Linked DNA regions of Homo sapiens: regions 1 and 3 are each linked to region 2. Evidence: chromatin contacts called from ENCODE Hi-C or POLR2A ChIA-PET data. All regions are on one chromosome and are shown on one strand. Each heading gives the region's core, a stretch centred on a gene start or an enhancer-like site at or near the end of the contact. The rest is flanking DNA. Distances are from core to core; before and after follow the strand shown. Region 1 overlaps JAK1 (Janus kinase 1). Region 2 holds the start of LINC01359 (long intergenic non-protein coding RNA 1359). Region 3 overlaps JAK1 (Janus kinase 1).

Region 1 (3,583 bases), core at 100-2,599, 69 kb before region 2:
TACTAAAATTACAAAAATTAGCTGGGTGTGGTGGCACATGCCTGTAATCCCAGCTACTTGGGAGGCTGAGGCAGGAGAATCGCTTGAACCAGGGAGTCGGATGTTGCAGTGAGCCGAGATCGCGCCACTGTACTACAGCCTGGCGACAGAGCGAGACTCTGTCTCAAAAAAATAATTAAATAAATAAATAAGAAATCTGAGATTCATAAAAGCAGTAATTAACCAAAGGTAATCTAGCTAATAAGTGTCGAGGTTGGGTTCAAACCTAACTCACTCACTCACTCTTGCATCCAACAAACGTTTATTAAGCATTTACTAGTGTCAGCATGGTGCTACATCCTGCTTTGTTGCTGGGGCTTTAATTTTCATTTTGAAATAATTTTAGATTTACTCAAGACCTGCAAAGATAGTACACAGAATTCCCATATACTTTCACTCAGCTACTCCTAACACTAACGCTATGGTTTGTTTTTTTTTATTGACAAACTGCAATAATCATCCATTCCACCATCAAATAATTGAGAGGGCACTAGACAGTCCCAGCTGGCACCTGCCTCTGCCTGGGACTGCCCACAATCTCTGTTCCCCACTGACATCTGACTCTGCACTGCCCTCCCAACTCCACCATCCCAAAGGTAAGACAAGGGAATTAAGAAAATTACCACAAATCAAAGGTTTTTTCTCCCAGTTAGAATTAAGCCACTGCTAACGGGAAGTAAAGCCATGGAAAGAATTATACTTTTAAAACAAGTACAGAACCTCCGAGAAATCTCAAATAGAAAAGAACAGTAACAATGAGAAAAAATAATAAATATAATTAAACACTACACCAGTGGTAGCTATACGTGCCAGGCATCATGCCAAATGTTTTATATTCATTGAATCCTGAACATCCCATAAGGTGGGTACCACTGTTATCCCCATTTACAGATGAGCAAAACAAGGTACAAAGAAGTTAGGTTTTACTCGAAGTTCCACAGCTCAAAAACACTTCCCTTTCCAGGGAAGAAAAAAGAACACAAGGCTCCTACCCCCGTTTTGAACTTCTAAGCTATTTTTAACAACAATGGCCACCATCCAGACATCAGATGTGACCAATCTCCAGCTCAGCGAAACTATTCATGAGTGTAGCATTTTTCAGCCCTTGAGTAGTCTCTGCCTAAGTGACGTATCCCTGTTGTACATGTTTCCAAGGGAAGTGACAAAATTTCTGAGGGACTTGCACAACACTGCCAAAAAGCAGGATTCCAAAAGGCCTTTCACGCATGTTTTCACAATGCCCCAATACTACCTGCCTCTCGTCTGCACCATCCCCTCAGCAATCTCTGCCATGGGCTGACGCCTGCTCTTCAACAGAAGTTATTCAAATGACACATCGTATGCCCTTCTCATGCTGTACTACACTGACTGTCTCTACAAAATTGTGGTGCCAGAATTCACTTCAAAGGATCTGCATGTCTCTGACTACATGACAAAGATGTAGCGTATAAAAAGGGAACTGTCTATTTCTGGCACCACAAAATGCAATCTATTTGCCTCACCAAGCACGCCGCTGCTCTAAAGAAAGTTTTTGCTTTCAAAGAATCCTGGGTTTGCCTTTAAATTCACACTGTTTCATACTGAAGTGACTAACTTTGAATCATTCAAAATCGCTGTGGTCCTTAGAATTTTCAGGCACTACGGAATATACTACATAAATATGAGCATTCTCAAGCAATACACACTAAAAGACATACAGCCAATGGCCTAACCCAGGTCCACCTCTGGAATTTGGGAGCTGACAGAAAGTGACCCAGAACCACTAGAAGCACAAAGCAGAAGGAAAGATAAGTGCTGACCAAAATGCAGGAGGGGACAGGGTATCTTAGGAAGCTGGAAAACATGGAGAGATGTAAAGGACCAAAAGCAACTCCTGTTCCTGGTCACCAATTGGGATCAGTGGAAAAGAGTTTCAGTGGAATCCCAGGAGACATCTCTCAAATGACCTCCGGCTCCAGTCCTGGGAAACTTGCTCAACAAATGATGCAATAAATAACACAAAGGCAAAACATATGAAGCTGCTTTTTATTTTTAAGGCTGTAAGAACCTCTTGTCACAGCTCTGAGAAGGGGAGACTGAAGGCTGGAGGCAGCCACACCAAGGAACCAGGCAGTGAAGAGCAGGGTCGTTTCCTAACTGGGAGACGTGGCATCACTGCAAGCAGAGGTTGTCGTGACTCATCAGGATGAATCCACAGAGCAGTAAAGAAAAACAACAGTGAAGGAAGAGCTTGGCAGCCATTACGAAATGAGAGGGGCGAGAAGCTCGGGTTGTGGACCCACAAGAGTGCCCCCTCAACCTTGACTGTTCCCAAGGCTCTGTCTGCCTGCATTCTTTGAAAACCTTCCATCTACTGGACCTACAGAGTTCTGGTTCATCCTCTCAAAGTCCAGGTCAGATGCCTCATCTTTCCGGTGAAGTCCTGTGGACTCCAAACGTAGTCACTCTCTTCTCTGTGCTGCCACAGTACTTTGTTAAACACATTAATTACAACCTTAGCTTACATTGTATTGTAAATGTCACCCACCAGACTATCCTGGGGGCTATGATTATATTTTACTCATTTGTATTTCTCACAGTCAGTGCCTAGAACATAGTAAGTGCTCATCAGATGAATGATGAGGGTCCACTAGTAGGACCCTCCAGAGTTCCTAAGGCCACAGCAGTTTTCAGGAAGATTCATAATCAACTTATCAAACCAATTTACTTGAGGACCAATCTATTTCTGGCTGTGGGGATATGCACCACTACTCTCCCTGCTCCCTCTGAAATAGGAATGAGGAAGCTTCTCCCTTGATTCCATTCTAGCCATGGGAACAAGAACGCAGATGCATCAGACATCCTTGGGGATGACCCTGCCAAACAAATTATATTCCAATCTCACATCCACCAGACCAAAACCTAAACTAGGTCAAAATCATTCATTCATACTGAGAGGGTATTAAAAGAAATATTTCTGACCCTTTCCCTCCTCTACCCATCAGCAGATGAAATGAGAAAGACCAGTCATAACTCTTTTTTTTGTTTGTTTGAGACAGAGTTTCACTCTTGTTGCCCAGGCTAGAGTGCAATGGCGTGATCAGGGCTCACTGCAACCTCCGCCTCCCGGGTTCAAGCGATTCTCCTGCCTCAGCCTCCTGAGTAGCTGGGATTACAGGCGTGTGCCACCACGCCCAGCTAATTTTTGTATTTTTTAGTAGAGATGGGGTTTCGCCATGTTGGTCAGGCTGGTCTCGAACTCTCCTGACCTCGTGATCTGCCTGCCTCGGCCTCCCAAAGTGCTGAGATTACAGGCGTGAGCCACCGCACCCAGCCCATAATTCATCTTTAAACCAACTCTCCAACAACCTGTCCTCTTTCCTCCTACTCAGACTGAATGAGAAGTCTGGTCTTGGCAGTCCCTTGATGTTTATCCAGCCTTTCCTGCTGTGACAGAATACTTGATGTGCTACCACAGAACTGCTTGCAACGCTGACGGGTCATCTCTGATGCTAAGGGAGAAGAAAAGGGAAAGTCCCTGGAGAGCCACCATATTGAGTCTTTA
Region 2 (3,386 bases), core at 794-3,293:
GTCAAGGCTGCAGTGAGCCATGATTGTGCCACTGCACTACAGCTTGGGTGAGAGAGACCCCATCTCTTAAAAAAAAAAAAAATAACTACAAAGCTGCACACTCCAGTCCTGTTTAAATAGCAATACTTCCGGACACAATTTTTAAGTTATTCAATAGGGCTTTGGTTAAATAAATGTACAATGGAATACGAAGTAGTGATTTAAAAACACGTATGGAAAATATTTTTCCATGATATTTGATTCAAAGGAAAAAGGTGACAAAGCATTGTGTTCGATGTGATTACATATAATGCTATACATCAGATTGTTAACAGTGGTTTTCTGGGTGGTGGGATTTCCATTTATTTTCTGATTCTGGAAAAAATCTGATTTTTCTGCAATGAATAATAATTATTTTTGTGATTTTTAAAAAGGAGGGTTTTTTTTTTGGTGGGGGGGCGGTTGGATTTTTGTTTTGTTTTGTTTTTGAGATGGGGTCTCACTCTGTGGCCCAGGCTGGAGTGCGGTGGCGCCATGGAAGTTTTTGTTTCTAAAGGGTCCTTTCCTTTGGAGCTCCAACTCTACTAAGAGGCCATTCATATTCCCAACATTCCAGGGTGCCCAAAGGAAAGACCTGGCCAGTTATTTCAGCATCAATTCACAAAATGGGGCGTTGGAAGGGGAAAAACAGCTGCTCTAGTTGGGCAGTGATTATTAAACCCCTCCCAAAAATGGAGTGGACAATTTCCAAGATCTCATCATGTTAGAAAACTTTCATTCGCCGATTTCACTTTTCAAGTGAATCCTAAAGCCTGTTTCCTTAATCTTCATAATTTTGGACATTCCACAGCCCGACCCACGCGTTTATCTTTCACTGGGCTGCAGTGATTCCCCTTGTTACCAAAAGGGGCCCAGCCTCCGCCAGCAGAGGCCTCCTGCGGAGCTGGGGGCGGGACCTCTGGGCTGGGTCCCCCTCTCCCTGTGCGCTGGCTGGCGGCGAGTGCAGTGACTGATTTCCTCTGCTCGCCTTCCCGGAGGTCCCCACCCACGCCACTGCCAACGCTCGGAGGAAGTCACGTTCAGGCCCCAGAGCTGGTCTGAATCTTCCAGGAGGAAAAGAGGGGGTGCATGTGTGCGTGTGTGTGTGGTAGTGTGTGTGTTGTATGTCTAAGAGGTAGCAAGTGTGTTTGTGTGCGTGATATGTGTGTTTGAGAGGCAGCAAATGTGTGTGTTGTATGTGTGTTTGAGAGGTAGAAAGTGTGTGTGTGGGGGGGGGGGTATGTGTGCCTGAAAGGCAGCAAGTGTGTGTGCGTGTGGTATGTGTGTTTGAGGGGCAGCAAGTGTTTGAGTGTGAGTGTGTGGTATGTGTGTTTGAGGGGTAGCAGGAACCCTAGCTTGGTGTCTGTCAGTAACTAGATGGTGATGCAGGTAAGTGATTTTCCCGTTGAGTGGATTAAATTCCTAGTCTGTCAGAGAGGGTGTTGACCTAGAATGACTGCGCAGGTCTCCTGTCCAGTGTTAAGGAGCGTGAGTGCCCTGATGTCCCCAGGAGTGCTGCAAAAAGAGCAAAATGGCATATATCAGGCGTCCCCGAGATGCTGGCATCTATGTTAAAACTATCTTATTTCATCTTCCAACTACTCCTTACAATAGGTGCCCTGATCCCAATACAAGATTGAAAACTGAGGCTCAGAGTCTGCGGTATGCTGTCCAATATGTATGTATACACAAACACACACACGTATATACGTATGTTTGTGTGTATATACGTATGTGTATATATGCACATATATGGGTGTGTATGTATATATTTTACAGCCCATTTGGGCAAATGAGTGAGCCCCAGCCAGAAGCAAGCGCCCCCGCTGCCCCTGGGCAGTGGGCTCGGTACCGCCACGCACCCGTCCTATGTGTTACCTGGTCGCTGCTCACTGGAGTGAAAGCCATTTAGTGGCTGATCCAAGGGAAGTATGAGCTAGTGGCATGTCGAGACAAACCTGGATTTGATTCGCAGCTCTGCCTTCTGTTTGACTACAAGCAAGTAACAAGCTTTTGGAGCCTGTTTCCTCACTTCTAAGTGACGCTAATTATAGTATGTACATCACAAGGATAGTGACATAAGTGATGACTGTGACCAAACTTGGATCACCAAGCCTGCACCCAGGGAGCGCTCAGTAACGCAGCGCTGAGGAGTAGGCCACCCCGGAGGGCTCCAGGTTTCAGCGCAGGCTTCCGCGGAGCCAGCTGGATGCGTCACCATCCGAAAGTGCGAGCCTGGCCGGCGGCGGCGGAGGCGGGGGCACCGCGCAGTTGGAAGCCCGGGCGCTCTTACCGAAAGCGCGAGCCCGGACTTCCCCGCCACGATCGATGTGGCCAGTCTGCGCCTGCCGCAGTTCCCGCTCGCACCCCGGCCCCTCGCAGAGTCCCAGGAAAGCGCTGTGGCGGGCGGGCAGTCTCTGCCCCCGGGAGGGGACGCACGCACGCGCTGCTCCTTCCAGGTCCCGGCGGGGAAGCGATGCTTTCTTGGCCCGGGCTTGGGGCCAGCGGGAACCGGGCTGTCCGGCCGCGCCGTCGCGCCTCGCACGGCGTGAGACAACCTAGCTTTTTTTTTTTTTTTTTTTTTAAGAAAAGCATTGGCACCGCAGCAGCCTCCCCCGCTTCTTCCCTACTAGGACGCCCGCCTGACTCGCCCCATTGCACAATTCTTACCGTGGAACAGCCGCGTGACTCGGCGGGAGCCCAAAAGTTTCCCAGGTTTCCTCAGCCTAGAAAAGCGTGGGTGGGTGTCCCGGCCTGGCTCCAGGCGCCCTTTAAGTTGTATTTCTTCGGGTAACTGGGTTGCCCTTTAAAATGTGGAGATTGTCCTTTAGAAAGAAAGAAAATCTCACGAGCTCGCTGGCCCGCCAGGTCTAGGTTGGCGCCGGGTGACTGCAATGAAACGCGTTTCTTTTCCCATGTACATTTTCAGACGGTAAAAGTGTTTCGATTTGTTTGGGGGAGAAGTCAGGCGCTGGTTTTAAAGGAGGAAGGGGAATGATGCTTAAAAGCAGAGACACGATTTGGAGCTCTCCAAGAATCATAGTGTTTATTAACAATGATTGTGCTTAGTAGACACTGAGAAAATATCGAACGAATGAGTATTTGGAGGAGGGATTTAAATGGGTGTCTATAGGCCAACGCTTTCATTCTGCTGATGAGAAAACCTAGAGGTTAAGTGATTTGCCCAAAGTCACCTAGCTAATTAATGTGGAAGGCAGGAATGGAATCTGTCTCGTTTTGACTCCAAATTCTTGTTATGAGATGGGTGCGTTTTCCCCTCTTTATGAAAAAAAAAAATGCCTTCTGTAGTAATCTCTGTAAAGCCTTACTCCACTCCCTCTGTCTACGCATCTAAAGCAAACATACAA
Region 3 (3,488 bases), core at 129-2,628, 85 kb before region 2:
ATAAACAAACAGCCAAGGTAAACATATGTCTGAGGAAAGCCTCTAATGCAGACATGGAGATAGAAAAAAGCAACTCAGAGAAAACATTACACAGAGAGAAAACTTTAAAAATTAATGTCTTCAGAAAGATAAAAGAATACCTTTTATTTGTGAATCAAGAATAAAATGTTTCTTTTTTAAAGTAACATTTCAGAGAAAAAAGGAGCTCTCGAATATTAAAAAGATAATAACAGAAATGAAAACACAGCTGGGAAAGGGCCCTACGGAACTTCTAGGTTGATAGAAATGTTCTATATTTTGTTTAGGGTGGTAACTGCACAAGCCTATATGATTGTCAAAACAGCCAAAGGAACACTTAGCATTGATAAGCTTTGCTGTAGGTAAATAATATCTTAATTTTCAAAAGCTAAAAAGGTTGGAAGATAATGTTTAGGAAAAGGCCAGGCGCAGTGGCTCATGACTATAATCCCAGCATTTTGGGAGGCTGAGGCAGGGGGATCTCTTGAGGTCTGGAGTTCAAGATCACCCTGACCAACATAGTGAAACCCTGTCTCTGCTAAAAATACAAAAATTAGCCAGGTGTGGTGGCATGCATCTGTAGTCCCAGCTACTGAGGAGGCTGAGGTGGGAGAATCGCTTGAACCGGGAGGCAGAGGTTGCAGTGAGCCGAGATTCTGCCGCTGAACTCCATCCAGCCTGGGTGACAGAGTGAGACCCTTTCTCAAAAAAAAAAAAAAAAGTTTAGGAAATAGGTTAGAAAAGAACAGTTTGAAAATAGGAGAAAAGAGATAAGAAAATTAAAGGGGGCAATCCAGACAGTCACATGTCTGAATTCCTAAAGAAAAGACAAAGAAAGTGGAGGGGAGAAAATCATCAGCAAAACCATTTGAGAAAGATTTCCCAGAACCAAAGGCTACCAGTTGCCAGGTTGGAAAGGCCCATCAAAACAATGGAGAAAAAGACCTGTTTGGGGCATTCCTGGGAAATTTCATAACATTGGAAACAAGGGTCTATAAAGCTTCCAAAAGAGAATAAAACAGGCTACATTCAAAAGATCAAAAATTGAGAATATTCTCAGGCTTTTTAACAGCTGCACCAAGGAAAGAGACAGGCACCCAATGCCTGCAAAATTCTGAAGGGAAACAACTTCCAACCCAGAAGTCTATAACCAGCCAAATTATCAACGAAGTATGAAGGAAGAATCAAGATACAGTTAGACATCAAAGATCTCAAAAAACAAACTGCTATGCATCCTTCTGAAAATAACAGGAGACAGGCTCCAACACAGGAAATAAAGATTAAACAAAGAGGAAGTGAAGGGAACTCCCAGGAGCACAGAACAGAGCGGTCTCAACACAAAAGCTGTGGCCAGCCTCAGAGGATGACCAATCCCCATGTGAGCAGGGCAACTTGAGGGATACTTATGTTGAGGGCAGTCACTGCCAAGATCCCCGTAGACTGCATTGAGGGTAGAATGCCTGGGTGAGCCTGGACCAAATTCCTAATGGAATTTGGTTTTTCTTAATCATGCACTGATGAAATTCCTGTTCCCCTGCTGTGTCCTGCTGCCTGAATCAGCAGAAGACTATTTCACCCCGCAGAAGTATTCCATTTGGCCTATTCCTGAGAGCTGGACATAAGCCAGGGTGGAGCAGCACATTCCTCTTGACTCCACTCCTCCCAGGCTCCCAACAGCTGGGCCCACTGCAGTCTTCTAGGTACCTCCAACTATGAGAAGCCCTGTTTCCCACAACTCATTCATGATCTTTTCCACTGACTTTCCCAAAAGGGTCCCTGCAACCTCTCAACTCTGGATCCAGACTTGACCCAGAGTTTCTGTTCAGACACAGGGGTAATGAATTCAACCAGAGACCATGAAGCTCTTCTCCTGGGAGCCTTCATCTAGAGATGGCATCACTGCCCTTTCCTTATACACCTAGGTTTATGCTTGCTCTGGGGACATATACACTGGTAGAAAGGGCATGATTAATACCAAAGTGGGGGTGACTGTTACCTCTGAGGGAAGTGCAGTGGAGGGGACTACCAGGTGATTTCTAAGATACCAGTAATGTTCTCTTTCTTAACCTGAATGGTGGATACATAGGTATTTTTCTCTAACTATACACATACTGTTTACATAGTCTTCTCTATGTTGATACATTTTTCAATTTAAAAAGTTCCCTCCATAGAAAATTAAATATATTTAGAGACCCTAAGTAGATACTCATTAATTTTCAATTACTTTATTCTGAGATACTACTTAGTCAAGGGCCTGGCAGCTAAGCTAGTTCTCTCCTTTTAAATCAGATGCCCTTGCTGAAAACATGCTCCACCAGGTCCTTGGTCAGGCCAAGGAACTGAGTTTGATCCCCCTCTTTGTATTTAATGGAGCTAGAGGTACCAGAGCAGCACTGTATGTCTTGCATCTGGCATTTCAATCCAGATGTTAGTTGGGCCAGAAAGAATGACCCAGGGCCCTGGAATAAACTGGGTTCCAATGAGCAATACAAGTTCTACTCAGTGAATGTGGATTACAGTAAACTGAAGAAAGATGGTCCAGATTTCTAAATGAAATGTTTCACTATAAAGCTGCTTAGAATGAAGATCTTCCAGAAGCTAGCTGCACTATTTTCCACTTAACTAGGAAATATTTCTCCTTTAGATACATGAAATCATGTTGATATAATGTGTTGGAGATTACATTAACAAATAACTGAAACTTGAAAAAAAATCAATTACCTTATCCTCTCCAGTAATCAAATACTACGCTTCTTTAAAGACCATCTTGAATGGCAGCAACTTTTTTTTCGAAGAAGAAAAATTTATAAGTATCTCATAAACAATTCTCATATTGATTACATGTTGAAATAGGATATTAATTTCACCTGGCTCCTTTTACCTTTTTTTTTATTATTATACTTTAAGTTCTAGGGTACATGTGCACAACGTGCAGGTTTGTTACATAGGTATATATGTGCCATGTTGGTGTGCTGCACCTGTTAACTTGTCATTTACATTAAGTATATCTCCTAACGCTATCCCTCCCCACTTCCCCCACCCCACAACAGGCCCTGGTGTGTGATGTTGCTCTTCCTGTGTCCAAGTGTTCTCATTGTTCAATTCCCACCTATGAGTCAGAACATGCGGTGTTTGGTTTTTTGTCCTTGCGACAGTTTGCTGAGAGTGACGGTTTCCAGCTTCATCCATGTCCCTACAAAGGACATGAACTCATCGTTTTTTATGGTTGCATAGTATTCCATGGTGTATATGTGCCACAGTTTCTTAATCCAGTCTATCATTGATGGACATTTGGGTTGGTTCCAAGTCTTTGCTATTGTGAATAGTGCCGCTATAAACATACGTGTGCATGTGTCTTTATAGCAGCATGATTTATATTCCTTTGGGTATATACCCAGTAATGGGATGGCTGGGTCAAATGATATTTCTAGTTCTAGATCCCTGAGGAATCGCCACACTGTCTTCCACAA

What was found. Hi-C counts contacts between places; a loop is a spot of excess contacts on that map. ChIA-PET counts read pairs that join two places held with the same protein, here RNA polymerase II (POLR2A). Pooled maps may share reads with other maps.
Region 1: a map of ascending aorta shows a loop between it and region 2 (4-fold over the local background). The contact joins the enhancer-like site here to the promoter of LINC01359 in region 2. A Hi-C loop is called at or near these places in 5 of 168 maps with a recorded cell type or tissue (CD14-positive monocyte, CD4-positive, alpha-beta T cell, CD8-positive, alpha-beta T cell and 2 more) and 16 of 50 pooled maps. POLR2A ChIA-PET finds 5 or more read pairs at or near these places in 10 of 52 experiments (A673, AG04450, B cell and 7 more).
Region 3: a map of endothelial cell of umbilical vein shows a loop between it and region 2 (3-fold over the local background). The contact joins the enhancer-like site here to the promoter of LINC01359 in region 2. A Hi-C loop is called at or near these places in 5 of 168 maps with a recorded cell type or tissue (CD14-positive monocyte, CD4-positive, alpha-beta T cell, CD8-positive, alpha-beta T cell and 2 more), 1 of 37 single-sample maps with no recorded cell type and 11 of 50 pooled maps. POLR2A ChIA-PET finds 5 or more read pairs at or near these places in 13 of 52 experiments (A673, AG04450, BJ and 10 more).

What each region holds. Positions count from the first base shown.
Region 1 is chr1:64,932,247-64,935,829 of GRCh38, forward strand. The region is part of intron 1 of JAK1 (Janus kinase 1); the gene reads right to left. Among named protein-coding and RNA genes, the nearest start is that of JAK1, 33 kb to the right of the region's middle. RefSeq lists a silencer at 1,544-1,593 and an enhancer at 2,060-2,354. Within about 2 kb of position 1,350, at least 20 of the 41 ENCODE cell types and tissues checked have a DNase peak (open chromatin) inside an H3K27ac peak, as active enhancers do; they include A673, B cell, CD14-positive monocyte and 3 more, where a contact is called at or near this core.
Region 2 is chr1:65,000,433-65,003,818 of GRCh38, forward strand. LINC01359 (long intergenic non-protein coding RNA 1359) reads right to left here and starts at 2,044. Exons shown (of 7, transcript NR_119383.1): 1 at 1,897-2,044. It also overlaps a transcript of JAK1 not described here. RefSeq lists an enhancer at 2,060-2,139 and a silencer at 2,270-2,409.
Region 3 is chr1:64,916,118-64,919,605 of GRCh38, forward strand. All of the region lies in intron 1 of JAK1 (Janus kinase 1), which reads right to left. It also overlaps the pseudogene LOC100130270. Among named protein-coding and RNA genes, the nearest start is that of JAK1, 49 kb to the right of the region's middle. RefSeq lists an enhancer at 1-83. Within about 2 kb of position 1,379, at least 26 of the 41 ENCODE cell types and tissues checked have a DNase peak (open chromatin) inside an H3K27ac peak, as active enhancers do; they include A673, CD14-positive monocyte, PC-9 and 2 more, where a contact is called at or near this core.